Regions from separate parts of the Homo sapiens genome. Here all the other regions are linked to region 2. A link is a contact called in ENCODE Hi-C or POLR2A ChIA-PET data. All regions are on one chromosome and are shown on one strand. Each heading gives the region's core, a stretch centred on a gene start or an enhancer-like site at or near the end of the contact. The rest is flanking DNA. Distances are from core to core; before and after follow the strand shown.

Region 1 (4,299 bases), core at 248-2,747, 410 kb after region 2:
TTTTTTTTTTTTGAGACGCAATCTTGCTCCGTCACCCAGGCTGGAGTGCAATGGCACCATCTCCACTCACTGCAACCTCTGCCTTCTGGGTTCAAGCAATTCTCCTGCCTCAGCCTCCCAACTAGCTGGGATTACAAGTGCACACCACCACGCCCGGCTAACTTTTGTATTTTTAGTAGAGACAGGGTTTCACCGTGTTAGCCAGGCTGCTCTCAAACTCCTGACCTCATGATCCGCCCACGTCGGGCTCCCAAAGTGGTGGGATTACAGGTGTGAGCCATCACACCTGGCCCAAGAAAATATTTTTAAACTAGTATTCTTGACCGGCACGGTCAACACTGATGTAATTGAAACTGTTGTATTTGAAGTGTTAGCAAAGAAAGAGAATTCTGGTTCAACAGAAAAGTCAGTCACGACTTTTCAGTCACGCATGAATTACACAGTAACCAAATAGATAACATGCCATGACTGACGACGGGCCCACAACAAATCAGCTCCGACCAACAGGGTCCACACCACCATGGGTCTACACAGATCCAGGTCCCGCCTGTGAGCCTACAGTGACGCGGGCCCCTGTGGGGTGGTCCCTGCAGGTCAGGTCCCTGAGAGTGGGTCCCAGTGGGGTGATCCCTGCGGGTCGCGTCCCTGCGAGTTGGGTGCCTGCCGGGTGGCCCCTGCGGGTCGGGTGCCTGCGGGGTGGTCCCTATGGGTCGCGTCCCTGCGGGTCGGGTGCCTGCGGGGTGGCCCCTGGGAATCGCGTCCCTGCGGGTCGGGTGCCTGCGGGGTGGCCCCTGGGGATCGCGTCCCTGCGGGTCGGGTGCCTGCGGGGTGGCCCCTGGGGATCGCGTCCCTGCGGGTCGGGTGCCTGCGGGGTGGTCCTTGTGGGTCGCGTCCCTGTGGGGTGGTCCCTGTGGGTCGCGTCCCTGTGGGGTGGCCCCTGCGGGTCGCGTGGTGGCCCCTGCGGGTCGGGTGCCTGCGGGGTGGTCCCTGTGGGTCGCGTCCCTGCGGGTCGGGTGCCTGCGGGGTGGTCCCTGCGGGTCGCACCCCTGCGGCGTGGTCCCCCCGGGATGGGTCCACCGAGGAGGCCGCTGGAGGCCGAGCCCGCGCCCGCCCGCGGCGCCAAGATGGAGGCAGGAAGCGCCGCCGCCCGCGCCCGCCACCGCCCGCGCCGCCCGCCTGACGCCGCCGTTGCGCCTGACGCCGCCGCCCGCGCGGCCGCCCCTCCCCCGGCCCTCCCCTCCCCCCGCCGTAACGTCCTGACGCTCCGCAGGGACCCCTGACTGGACGGCGGCGCGTGAGCGGAGCGAGAGGCCTCGCCGCGGGGGGGCCGCGGGCTCGCCGGCGCCGCTTACCTGGGGCCGCGCCGGGCCTGCTTAGGCACCCGGCGGGGGCGGCGGCGTCGGGAGCTGCGGCGGCGGCGGGCGGCGGCGGCGGCCGCGGGCTTCGCTCCTTGTTGGGGATTCGGCGGCGGCGGCGGCGCGGGCGCGCGCTTCCTAGTGACGCAGGCGGCGGGGCCGCGCACGCACGGGGCTGGGAGGGCCGGACACTTATTTGGCGCTCGCGGAGGAGGAAGGCGGGGCCGTGAAATAAGGCCCGACGGGCCCCGGGGCGCGTGCGCGGACCGACACTGTCAGCTCCTAACGCCGCAGGTTCCTCCTGGTCCCCGAGGCCCCCGGTCGGGCGTTGCCTGCCCCGCGCGGGCGGCCGGGCCGAGGGACGATGGTCAGTGGACGGACGGCGCCAGGGAGCAGTGCCCACGCGCGGCAGGGCGGTACCTTCAGGCCTCCAGGTACGGGCGCTCCTCGCCCGGACGCTGCTGTGTGTGAATGGGCGCGAGGGGACTCCCCTGCGGGGCGGACGCCTGAACACGAGGCTGTGGAGGAGGACGCTGTAGGGTGCGCGGACTCACGCGGAACATGCCAGAGGCTCAGCCAGCCACGGCGCTCCCAGCGTGGAGGGCGAGGGGCATCCGGGAGCGGCCGGGAGGGCTCGGTCACCCCTCAAGCTGTCACCCCAGTCCCACAACCAGCACCCCGATCCTATCGCAGTCCCACAGCCGACACCCCGATCCCACCCCTGCCCAACAGCCGGCACCCACCCCAATCCCATAGCTAACACCCCGGTCCCACCGCTGTCCCACGGCCGGCACCCCGATCCCACCCCAGTCCCGCAGCTGGCACCCCGATCCCACCCCAGCCCAACAGCTGGCACCCACCCCGATCCCACCGCTGTCCCACAGCCGGCACCCCGATCCCACCCCAGTCCCGCAGCCGGCACCCCGATCCCACAGCCGGCACTCACCCCGATCGCATAGCATAGCTGATACCCCGATCCCACCCCAGTCCCATAGCCAGCACCCCGATCCCACCCCAGTCCCATAGCCAGCACCTCGATCCCATAGATGACACCCCGATCCCGCCCCAGTCCTATAGCCCGCACCCCGATCCCACCCGAGTCCCGCAGCCGGCACCCCATCCCACCCATGTCCCACAGTCGGCACCCCGATCCCACTCGGATCCGGCAGCCAGCTTGGATCCTGTGGCCCTCCTCCAGCCCCCAGGGCTCATTTATATGTTTTATTGGCAGAGGCTGGGGCTGGCTCTGTTGGCCTCTGTGCTGGGTTTCTTCCTCTGCACCGCAGGACTGGCTCTCCTGACCTCTCCAGGTGTCATCGAACACCCTTGTGCTTGCTGTCACCCGCTGCCTGTCTGCAGGATCCCGGATTCCGTATCAGGGGACCGAAATTAGTCGGAAAATAGGAAGCAGGTGCTCGCTTGGATGGAACCCTGACCCTGTGCTCACACTTGTAGGAGGAGGGCTCTGCAGGCCGCCTCCCGGAACGGGAGGTTCCCAAGCCACTGCACTTCGGAGGGGCTGTAATTAGAGTTGCACATTCATTCAGTTCCCAGTAAAGTAGAACGTGCTCCAGCCAGTGAGGAAAAGGTGTTTTTAAAAATTAGATTGGCCGAGTGCGGTGGCTCATGCCTTTTACCTCAACACTTTGGGAGACAAAGGTGGGAGGATCACCTGTGGCCAGGAGTTCAAGACCAGCCTGGGCAACAGAGCCTGTCTCTGGGGAAGAATAAAAAAAAAAATTGAGCCTTTGTCAGTGCTACTATTTTATTATCTGGTAAATATGAGAGGGTTCACGCGGTCTATGTGTGTCATTTATCTGAGTTTGCCTATCGTCACGTTTTGGAAATAAATGTCAATAAAGTCGAAGAGGAGTGCTGAGGGGGGCCTGGGGATGGGAGGGTGGCTACATCATGCCTGTGTGTTGCGCAAGCCCACCGAGGTCGGCCTGGGGTGAGCCCTGGGGCCTGTTCTGCCTCCTTCACTCTGGGGCTCCAAGAGACAAACTGGGCAACAAGAGAGAAACTCCATCTAAAAAAAAAGAAAAATCACCTCCAAGATAACTTAGCTTTCTTCTGCTGGCATAACAAATTATCTCAAACTTAGTCGCTTAAAAATGCAAATTTAGGCTGAGTGCGGAGGCTCACGCCCATAATCCTAGCACTTTGGGAGGCCAAGGCAGGATTGCTTGAGGCCAGGAGTTCGAGACCAACATGGCCAGAACTGTCTCTTTTTAAAAAATGCAAATGTGTCCGGCACGGTGGCTCACGCCTATAATCCCAGCACTTTGTGAGGCCAAGGCGGGCAGATCACGAGGTCAGGAGATAGAGACCATCCTGGCTAACACTGTGAAACCCCCTCTCTACTAAAAATACAAAAAATTAGCCTGGCGTGGTGGCAGGCGCCTGTAGTCCCAGCTACTCGGGAGGCTGAGGCAGGAGAATGGCGTGAACCCAGGAAGCGGAGCTTGCAGTGAGCCGAGATGGCGCCACTGCACTCCAGCCTAGGCAACAGAGCAAGACTCCGTCTCAAAAAATAAATAAATAAAACTGCAAATGTATTCTCTAACTGTTCTGTAGGTCGGAAGTCCAGCCCAGCCTCACTCCGCCAAAATCAGGGTGTCTGCAGGGCCGATTGCTTTTGGAGCTCCAGGGGAGAAGCTGTTCTGGCCTTTCCAGTTTCTGGAAGCACTTGAGCCCCTTGTCTCGTGGCCTATCCCACACCTGAAAGCCAGCCAAAGCCAGTTGAGTCCTCACCCTGTTGGCCCCGACACTGATCTCCTGCCTCCCTCATCTGCTGTCAAGGCCCCTTGTGATGACATGGGGCCACCAGCTGGCCCAGGGCACCTCCTGTCAGAGTCCGCCGACCAGTGACCTTCATTCCATCTGTCGCTGTAATTCCCCTTTGCTTGGAACCAACGTTCACAGATCCCAGGGGTTAGGATGT
Region 2 (4,691 bases), core at 1,537-4,036:
ATGCTTGAACCCGGGAGGCAGAGGCTGCAGCAGGCTGAGATCACGCCATTGCGCTCCAGCCTGGGTGGCAAGAGTGAGACGCTGTCTCAAAAAAAGGACTGAAACCCAGGCGGCCTCTGGCTCCACAGTCGCTCCACAGCCCAGCTCTTAGCTGCCTCCCCAGACCACAATTCCAATCATCCAGAGCTAAGAATAACCAGGAAGCTTCAGAAACACACACACACCTCCACTGCGTCAAAGGCAAGACACACCACTGACCCACAAACACTAGAGCCAACTAGACCTGTTTGCATCCCAGCCCCAGTGGGATGCCGCCTCCTCCACAGGGAAAATCATTTTCACCCCACTGATGCCCAAGGTTAACAGGAGTCACATCTTCATGAGCAGTCTATCATTCCTAATACTTTATAGTCTGCTGCTTTGTTGTTTAGGATAATTTAAAAATCAGAAATGACAGTAAAGGTACAAAACAATTAAAACCAACTTAAAAACAAATATATGCTAACAAAATAAACTCACCTGATTTGACTGTCCAGTAAGGTAGGGCTCAAAGTCATTGTCATGAACTGTATCCTTCTGATGTAACGAACCATTTTGTACTAGAACAAAAAGTTGCAAAATATTACCCTCAAATTTTAAAAGATTACTTTTAAGCTTGGAAGGCAAAGTTAGCAAAGTCTATTTCCATCTATTTCTAGCAGAAATTATGCTTTAATTTTAAAAGGAGTACAACCAGTATAGAACTGATGTTTATACAACTAATTAGAAGGGGGACGGGAAACTTTCAATAATTTAGGATAAATTTTAAATAAAGGCTTAATCGTAATTTGGTGAGATTAACCAAATCAAGTGTTAACACATAATGCAAGGAACACATAACCAGGGTGAAAACTGACATGGTCTAAGAAGACTTATGTGTGGCAAAAAGAAGTGGAGCCTCCAAAAGCCCAAATGCAGAATGTATGCCCAAACGTATGGAGAACGGAGGGAAGAAAACTTAGGAGGGAAGGGGCTGCAACTGAAGGACTGTTGGGAGCTATTATCTGACTCTCCACAGTGAACCCCAAATATCTGAGACAGGTCTCAGTTAATTTAGAAAATTTATTTTGCCAAGGTTAAGGACACACCCATGATACAACCTCAGGAGGTCTTGACAACATGTGCCCAAGGTAGTCGGGGGACAGCTTAGTTTTATACATTTTAGGGAGACATGAGAACCATCAATGTAAGATGTACATTGGTTTGGTCCGGAGAGGCGGGACAACTTGAAGCAGGGAGGGGGCTTCCAGGTCATAGGTAGATAAGAGACAAACGGCTGCATTCTTTCGAGTTTCTGATTAGCCTTTCCAAAGGAAGCAATCAGATAAGCATTTATCTCAGTGAGCAGGAATGACTCTGAGTTCTGTCCTTTGTCCACCAGGAATTTCCTTGTGGGCAAACTGTGGGGGAAGTATGTAACTTTTTTTGTCTTAGAAGCTATCTTTTTCAGGAATAGAATGGGAGGCAGGTTTGCCCTCAGCAGTTCTCAGCGTAGCTTTCTCCCTTTGGCTCAGTGATTTGGGTGCCCCAAGACTGGTTTTCCTTTTACACCACTTACCTTCCCACTGTTATTATGCTCAGCCAGAAAAAGCAAGCAAAGGTAAATAAAGTGCTGGGCCTTTTCCAATCTTAAAACACGATGAACCGTATTTGGTTACACCTGAGCTGACACACAAACTGGCTAAAAAAGTGTTCCAAGTAAACGTGAAGTGTCACTTAACAGTTTTCACATGAGTGCGCTCTGAGGGTTTATCCCAAGCCATAATGTCACAGGAGATGCTAACAGACTTGGAAAACGGGCTGCAACTACCGGGGATGTGGAGCTTAGCCTGCAGAACCTTGGACTGCCCCTCTCCTAGAGCAGCCCCTGCTGGGCGGAAAAAGGCAAGTCGCTCAACCCCTGCGGCCATGTCCACCCGGCTCTCCTACCTCCCCTTCCCCAAAGCAAATCCATGATCATGCGGTGGGGAGAGACGGGCCCAAACTACTCTGAGCAATCATTTATTCACTTCTTGAGAAGCCCCTGTCTTCGACCTGTCAAATCTCCCAGAATCGTCGCACAACCTCAAGTTTTATCTCCCTGAAGCTGGCGGAAGAGAGAAAGTTTCCGGTTCCAGACGCAGCTTCCTGGACCGTTCCTTCCCCGTCCTCCTCCACTCCAGCCCGCGCCGGCCGTCCCGGGACTCCGCTCACCTTTATTATCTTGTCCTTTTGTTCTCTGCACCGCCGCAGGCCGGGACGTGGGGTACACACAACCCGGGGGAAGAGGGAAACACAAAGTTATTCACCAGAGAACTGGTCTCCAACGGGCCGCGAGCTCCGCCGGCCCCGACGCGCGGTCACGTGCGACCCCGGCCCCGAGACCCCGGTCCCGCCTGGGCCCGGCCTCCGCGACCCCGGGCTCTGCGTTCCAGCCCCAGGACCTCAACCCAGACCCCGCGCCTCGGCCCCGGCCGCGGCCCCTGTAACCCGGCCCCGCTACCTGGGTGTCCACGCTGGTGGCCGACATGCTTCATGAACAACTAGACGCGGGGCCGGGGCGCCCGCCGGCTCGGGCCTCCCCTAGAGGCCGGGCCTGTCACCCTAGCTCGCGCGGCCCCGGGCCCCGCCGCCAATTCCCCGGGCGCCGGCCGGGCGGCGGCGGCGGCTGCTGGGCGCGCGGGCCCCTGGCGAGGCGGCAGCGGCGGTGAGCCCGGGACGCGGACGCACTGAGGAGGCGTCGACTCCAATGGCGGCGGCGGCGGCGACAGCAGCGGCGACGGCGGCGGCAGGGGACGAGACTGCGCGGCGTCAGCGTGCACGCGGGGCAGGCCGGGAGCGCCGCGCCGGGCCGCCACACTTCGCGCCTGCGCGCTCCCGTCTTACGGGATGGATTTCGCTCTCAGGTCCCAGTCTCGTGCGGCGGGGCGGGGACCGCAGCCGGCTGGGCGGGGAAGCCCTGAGCCGGGGAAGTCACGTGGGGCGTGTCCGGAGGCGCCGCGGGGCCTGGCGGGAAGGGGCTGGCGGGCTGCTGCCAGGTGTACAGCCGCCCACACACACCCCGGCCACAGCCGCACCCCCGACGCGCTACCGGCACTGAGGCCTCTGTAGTTTTCCCCAAGGTCCGAAGACTAAACGCTGTTCTGGTCCGACAGCTGGGCTACGGGTCTGTCCGGGGTCGGTCTGCCCTTCCCCCGCGCGCAAACACCTGCCCGCCCAGAGCTCCGAGCCCCCGCGTGTTCCAGGTCGCGCGCCTCGGCCCTTGCCGCGGGACCTGCGGGCTTTGTTCGCTTTGCGGCCCTGGCCTTCAGCCGCAGCGGAGCCCTGGGCCCGGTCCCGGAGGTCAGCTGTTGTGTGGATGCACCCCTGGACCTGCGAGAGGCTCGCCGGCTTATAACCAAGTTCTCATGTTAGATTCTTGACCCCGATTTCATCACCAGGAGGAAAAGCAGTGCTCTGTGCCCCAGCCTAGGCCGGGCCAGGGGACTTGTCATCTTTGTTCGAGGATGGACAGCCCCTTCTTAGCAGCAACTGTGCAAAGAGAGCCCAGTTCTCAGTTCCTAACCCCTCAGCATCCCCAACCTGGACGCCCTTCTGGTCAAGGTGTTGAATTTCGCTCCCTGCAGCCAGTATCCAATCCTGCCACCCTTGTGGCTAACTCCCTACAGAGGCTTCCAGGTTGATATTTTTCTTTCCAGCTCTGGCAGCTGTAACATCTTCACGTGGCCTGGATCTGGGTCCTGCTAAAGGAGAAAGACCTGGAATGGGGTGTCAGGCAGGTTGACGTCAAATGAGTGTTTTCCACAAAGTGGGCCCGGGCAGATGCGCTAAGCAGGGTGAACAGTGACAGCAGGGACGGCAATGGAGTCCCAAGACGGCTCCAAGCCTGGACATCCGCATCAGTGGGGTAGCAGACAGCCTCTCACACTGCTGCAGGAGGAGGTGGAAACTGCCCCCAGCAGGCCGGTCAGCCACAGAGAGGACTGCTGCTCCAAGTTGCTCCAGGTCTCCCTGGAGCCCTGCCTCGCCTAAAGCTGGGGAAAGCGGGCTGGGCTTGTTTCCCTGGAACAGAGCTGGGGGATGTCTGGTGCCCTGAGGATGAATCTGGATCCCCTGGGACTTTGATGTGTTTGGGCCATGGGCAGACATCTCAGGCCAGGATGAAATCTGTGCATTTGGGGTACATCCGAAAATGAACAGCACGTTTCCAGGATGGTGGCCCACATGGAGAAGATGTGTGGGGATTGTAGGGACAGTGGGGTCCCTGGGGGCACCCTGCCACCTGCTTCTGTGTGATAAGGCCTGCGCATCCTGGGCAGGCCCTGAGTGCCTGCTTCCCAGGACACTGAACTGTTTGGCGGCCAAGACTGCAGCAAGGGGGTGTCTGGGTGGTCAGAGTAGACACTCGGACTCTTGGAGCCCCTGTCTGTCTTCTCACCCAGCTCCCATCCCTGGGCCAGGACGGTGCAGTGGTCACCACTGGAGTTCAGAGCCTCACAGCCAGTTACAGGGCCTTCAGCCTCAGGCCTACTTTCCTCCTCCGTGGTGGGTTAATTACTCCCCTTTCACAGGATGAGTGTGTGGAAGAAACTGGGTATGCAGCCCTTGGCGTCAGGCCAGGGCTCTGTCAACACTGGCTGTTACCTGCTGCCTTCACCCACAAATGCCCAGCC
Region 3 (4,764 bases), core at 65-2,564, 280 kb after region 2:
TGGGAGTGTGAGGGGCTGGCGGGACCCGGGGTGCTCTGGCTCAGGGCGAGGGGGGCTGCAGTGATTCTGTGGGGCCAGTGGTGGTGGGGAGACCGGTGATGGGGAGCCCCAGGGGGAGACACCAGCAGAGACTGTCCTGGCACAGGCTGGACAGGCATCCCTGCCCACAAACCAAGCCCCCATGTTTGGTGGGGAGGGAAGGGCCCCCACCCACAGCTGGGCCTGGCCAGGGCAAGCAGAGGCTGTGCACTGCCCCCACCCCACACTTGAGCCCAAACAGCCCCATCTGCTGTAAATAACTGGGCGTTGGAGCCCGCGGGCTGCTCCTTGGGAAGGGGTTAGCCACCATTTGGAGAGACCACGCAGCGCCAGGCTGGGTACGTCCGTGACCAGCAGAGCCGGGTGATGAGTCACCTGCCCAGCGCTCCAGGGCCCTGTCCTGCACGCGCACTCCCCTCCCCGGCGGCAGGGCCAGGGACACGGCGCCCCACCCCCACCCGCTGCCACCGGGGAGAGATGGCCACTGCTCCCCACTCCCCTCCTCAGGCAGGGACGGCGCCATCTTCCCCTCATCCCTGCCCGGCAGGCTGGGCCAGAGCCCCGACGGAGATGCGCTGCCCAGATTAGGAACCCAGAATAGCTCTAGGCACCCCCCTCCCGGACTCTCACAGGGACAGACAGCGGCCGGGAGGTGGGGGTCCCTGTTCCAGCCTGAGGAAGGAGGACCCGGCCCTGCCGAGCCCAGCAAGTGCCAGGTGGAGATGCCCTCGGCCCCGTGGGGGTATAGGGGGCACCCTCCCTCCCCCCCTCCCTGTGACTCAGGACCCTGGGTCACAGCCCTGTCCCATCACAGAGGTCAGTGGAGAAACCCACGCTGCTCCTCGCGGACAGGTGGCTGGGGGAGGGAAAGAGGACAGAAGCCACCCTGGGGTGGGAACACGGGTGGGGGTGGGGAGGCCAGGGCCCCCAGATCTCACCACCTCCCTCAGCGTCCTCTGGCCCAGCGCCCCGAAGCCCGACCCCCATCAGCCCCCGGCCCGCAGGGTCCCCGCGGCCCCAAGGTCACGGCTACGGGGCGATCGCCGCCCAGGACCCGGCCCCGCCGCCCCGCGCCGCCCCCCACCCCGGGCCCAGCCCGGCCGACGCGGGGACCCCCGGAAGCCGGACTCCGGGCGCGCGCGGGGGCGGGTGCGGGGCCCGGCCACCCTCTGCCCCCCAGGACCGGCCCCGGGGGTCCCTCTTCGGAAGACGGGGGCGGGGGCGGAGGCCCGGGGGCCGAGCGTCCTTACCCGGAGCCGAGGTCTCAGCCAGAGGGACTGGCGGCGCCGGCGCCGGCGGTTTTATCTCCGGGAGGGGGTCCACCTATTGACGGTGGCGGCGCAGTGCACCGCGCCCTGCAGCACGCCAATGCGGAACCGCGCGGGAGGGGGCGGGGCGCGGACGCGCGCGGGCGGGCGCCACGGGGACGCGAGGCGATGCGGGAGGCGCGGGCTGCAAAGACGGACGCGGGAGGCGGGGGAGAAACGCGCCGCGGGCGGGGGCGGGGCGGGGGGCAGGGCAGGGAGGCGGCGGGAGGGAGGGACCGGGACGGAGACGGCGCGGGGAGAGCGCGGCGGGCCCGGGAGACGGGGCGAGAGCCGGCTCAGGGCAGGAACACGCTTGAGCCGCGAAAAGCGGTCCCCGGGGACAGGGCAGACGCCGAGGACCGGAGCCGGCAGGCGGGGGAGGGGAGCAGGTGGGCTGCAGCCTGGGAGACGAGCCTGGGTCTACCGGCCCCTCCCCGGCCCTGCTCATGGGGGACGCCCCAGAACCAACGAAGCCCGGCTCTGAGGGGCTCTCCCTAATGAGGCCCGGGGGTGCAGGCCTCAGGGTGGAAATCTGCTGGTTTCCAGTCCCTGTCCTCACGTGCCTGCCCTCCTGGGCGCACCATGACAGGCCCCGAGGATCCAGCGCAGAACCACCCTCCCCCTGAGAGGCTGGTCTCCCACGGTGCAGGGAACGCCGGAAGCCCGCTCCCAGACCCACTGACATCTTCCAGGGACCCTCCCCTCCGGGTGCGCCGACCTCCGGCTGCTGCTGGGAAACAGCGCCAGCCAAGGGCGAGTCAGATCCAGACAGACCCAGGCCCCCCCGCCCAGCGCCCCACCCCGCTGCACCTCAGCGCCTTGTAGCTGATGCTCATATGGGGTCAGGATGCCAAGCCAAAGACCGGGCCACGCTCTGTAGGAAGTGGGGAGTCCCTGAGGTCCTGGCACACGCGGGTAATGACCAACGTGGGTTGTGAGGAAGGGGATGTGGCAGCCATGTGTTGTGTGAAGACCAAGGTTAGGGGCTTTCTCCAGACCCCAAGATCCTGTCGTCTCACCCAGGTATTCAGGTCTTCCCTCCCACGCTGCCCCCCCACCCCCACGCACTCGGATCTTCCTGCCAGCGGGGTCTCGGGAGGTGTGTGCTGAGTGGGGGCAGAGCCCTGGCACCTGTCCTCTCAGCCCTGAGTTCCCACTGGGTGTTGACATGGAGGCCCCGGGTCGGGCCCAGCAGCTGCGACTGGGCAAATCCATGGGGATCCCCAGCGACTGGACCCCTACCTGGCCTGCTGGCAGGTGTGAGGAGGAAGGAAAGGTGGGGGCCCAGGGTCGGGGCCAAACAGTTCTCCCCAGCCTGTGGAGAGGGCCTCTCAGGAGGACCCTGGTCTGTGGCTGCGTCTGCCCCATAGGAGTCCAGGGACTTGGGCTCCTGGGCCACAGGCAGGAGAGGAGGCAGGGAGGGCCTGCTAGGTGCCCCGGCACTTCCGAGTGCTGCCGATGCCGTCAAACAGGAGCCAGGAATAAAAATAACCGCCTGGCAAGAAAGCAAGGCCCGCCCCACCCCACCCAGCTGGTCTCTATATTTAACGCCTCCCCTGCAGCCTGAAGGTTAGGCAGGGATTTGGAAGTGGGCTTGCTGCAGGTGCTCGAGTGGCCCAGGCCGGGGTCCCGGGGATGCCCACCCCACTCCCCCAAGGGATCACCAGGACTCTGGGCTACCTTTTCCAGACACCCCTTCCCCCTCGGCTCCCGGCTCACCCATAGCAGTGCCAGGGGCTCACATGTGCCGTGGGGCCTTGCCACCCACAGGAGTGGCCCCTGAGAGTGGAATGTGGCAACCTCCCCAAAGCACCTGTGTGCTGACTCTGGGCAAGGGTGTCGGTGGCTGCTCCAAAGGGTCTCCCAGGCGCCAGGACACGTTTGGTCCACGGTGTGGCCCCTCGGGGTCCTGGGAGCCACCGACTCAGTTCCGCAGACACTTGGAACACACAGCTAACGGGGCTGCGGTCACAAGGCTAAACACTAACACACTGATGGTTCCGAGCCACCGCGGAGACTGAACAGGACTGAATGGCTACTAACTACGGAATGCTAACTGCTGAATAACGGCAGTGGCCTGACCACGTCCCCAAAGTGCACGAGTTGTAACTTAATCCCCAATGCAACAGTGTTGGGGGCTGGCGCTTTCGGGAAGGAGTCTGGGTCATAAAGGGTTTGCCCTTCCGAATGGATTTGTGCCCTATAAACAGGACTCATGGCAGTGGGTTCTCTCTTGCTCTTCCGCCTTCTCCCATGTGAGGACACAGCAAGAAGGCCCTACCAGATGGCAGCACCTTGATCCTGGACTTCCTGGCCTCCAGACTGAGAAATAAACTTCTGTTTACTTATAATAATTTATAAATTTATAAAGCAAACTTTATAAATGTTTAAATTTAAGTAATGTATAATTACCCAGTCTCAGGTATTCTGTCATAGCACAACAAGCAGGCAAAACACTTGTCAATGGCCGGGTAGCACCAAATGACTTCAAGTACCAAGCATCCTAATTAGTCACAGCCAAGTCGCCCAGCTGTGTGAGTTCACAGTGTGGGGGACGGGGGACAGGGGGCCGTGCACGTGCACAGTGTGCGGGGATGGGGGCTGCGGGGACAGAGGCTACAAGGTAGGCCCCACAAGGCTGGCTGGAGGACCTTGAGAACCTGTGAGGCAACTGGGCACAGAAAGGCCAAGATTCCTGTCCAAGGACACGCAGCAAGTAAGGGGGCCTGTGGCCTGTGCTTTCCCTGCCCTCCCCCAGGTCAGGACTTGGGCCCCTCTTCTTGCATCTGAGTCCCTGGTCACAGTGCCGTCCTCACCAACAACCTGGGGGGGGTGGGGGGAGGGGAAATGGCGAGTCAAGAGGGCACCAGCCAATCAGGGCTTCCCTGGGGGCAGGCCCCGCCCCTCCTCGACCCCTCCCAGAGCCCCCAGGCCCCGCCCCTCCTTGCCGCCTCCCAGAGCCCCCAGGACCCATCCCTGAGCTGTTTGGGGAGACACAGGCAACCCCTTCTTTGGCTGGCTAGGGTTTCACGAGCCTCGGGAAAGAAGATGCAGCTAAAATTAACCGCTATCAAGCTGTCAGCCCTGGAAATAAACCTGCCTCCCATTGGCTGCCGGTGACGTCACTGCTGGGTTAATAATAGCCGCCGAGTGCCTAACGAACCACCTGTGCATGGGGCACAGCCAGGCCATCACCCCGGGGCCACCGTCGCAGGCAGGTGGAGGCTGGCAGCCCAGAGGCAGACAGGGGCTTGGAGGCAGGGTGGGGAGCAAGGCCAAGGCCGCTCTCTGGCCCCCAGTGTCACAGGATGACCTCAGCCCTGGCCTGGCCCCAGAGCAGGTGTGGATTCATTTTCCGGTCACGGAGCATCTCGTCTGCTGGCCCACCTGGGCCCCCTGGACGGCCACCAGGACAAGG

What was found. Hi-C counts contacts between places; a loop is a spot of excess contacts on that map. ChIA-PET counts read pairs that join two places held with the same protein, here RNA polymerase II (POLR2A). Pooled maps may share reads with other maps.
Region 1: a map of gastrocnemius medialis shows a loop between it and region 2 (7-fold over the local background). The contact joins the promoter of GMEB2 here to the promoter of YTHDF1 in region 2. A Hi-C loop is called at or near these places in 2 of 168 maps with a recorded cell type or tissue (ascending aorta and gastrocnemius medialis), 3 of 37 single-sample maps with no recorded cell type and 13 of 50 pooled maps. POLR2A ChIA-PET finds 5 or more read pairs at or near these places in 1 of 52 experiments (Caco-2).
Region 3: a pooled map shows a loop between it and region 2 (2.9-fold over the local background). The contact joins the promoter of EEF1A2 here to the promoter of YTHDF1 in region 2. A Hi-C loop is called at or near these places in 4 of 50 pooled maps.

What each region holds. Positions count from the first base shown.
Region 1 is chr20:63,625,604-63,629,902 of GRCh38, forward strand. It overlaps GMEB2 (glucocorticoid modulatory element binding protein 2), which reads right to left and starts at 1,498. Exons shown (of 10, transcript NM_012384.5): 1 at 1,353-1,498. MHENCR (melanoma highly expressed competing endogenous lncRNA for miR-425 and miR-489) reads left to right here and starts at 1,632. Exons shown (of 2, transcript NR_132417.1): 1 at 1,632-1,789; 2 at 2,587-3,221. RefSeq lists silencers at 860-1,399, 1,490-1,939.
Region 2 is chr20:63,213,345-63,218,035 of GRCh38, forward strand. YTHDF1 (YTH N6-methyladenosine RNA binding protein F1) reads right to left here and starts at 2,787. Exons shown (of 5, transcript NM_017798.4): 1 at 2,522-2,787; 2 at 2,233-2,257; 3 at 520-599. The coding sequence starts at 2,548. RefSeq lists silencers at 2,660-2,729, 2,860-3,139.
Region 3 is chr20:63,497,769-63,502,532 of GRCh38, forward strand. It overlaps EEF1A2 (eukaryotic translation elongation factor 1 alpha 2), which reads right to left and starts at 1,315. Exons shown (of 8, transcript NM_001958.5): 1 at 1,290-1,315; 2 at 1-66. It overlaps LOC124904955 (a long non-coding RNA gene), which reads left to right and starts at 514. Exons shown (of 2, transcript XR_007067719.1): 1 at 514-855; 2 at 3,557-3,700. LOC105372725 (a long non-coding RNA gene) reads left to right here and starts at 4,290. Exons shown (of 3, transcript XR_937004.3): 1 at 4,290-4,686. RefSeq lists enhancers at 324-1,119, 1,380-1,949, 4,046-4,551, 4,552-4,764.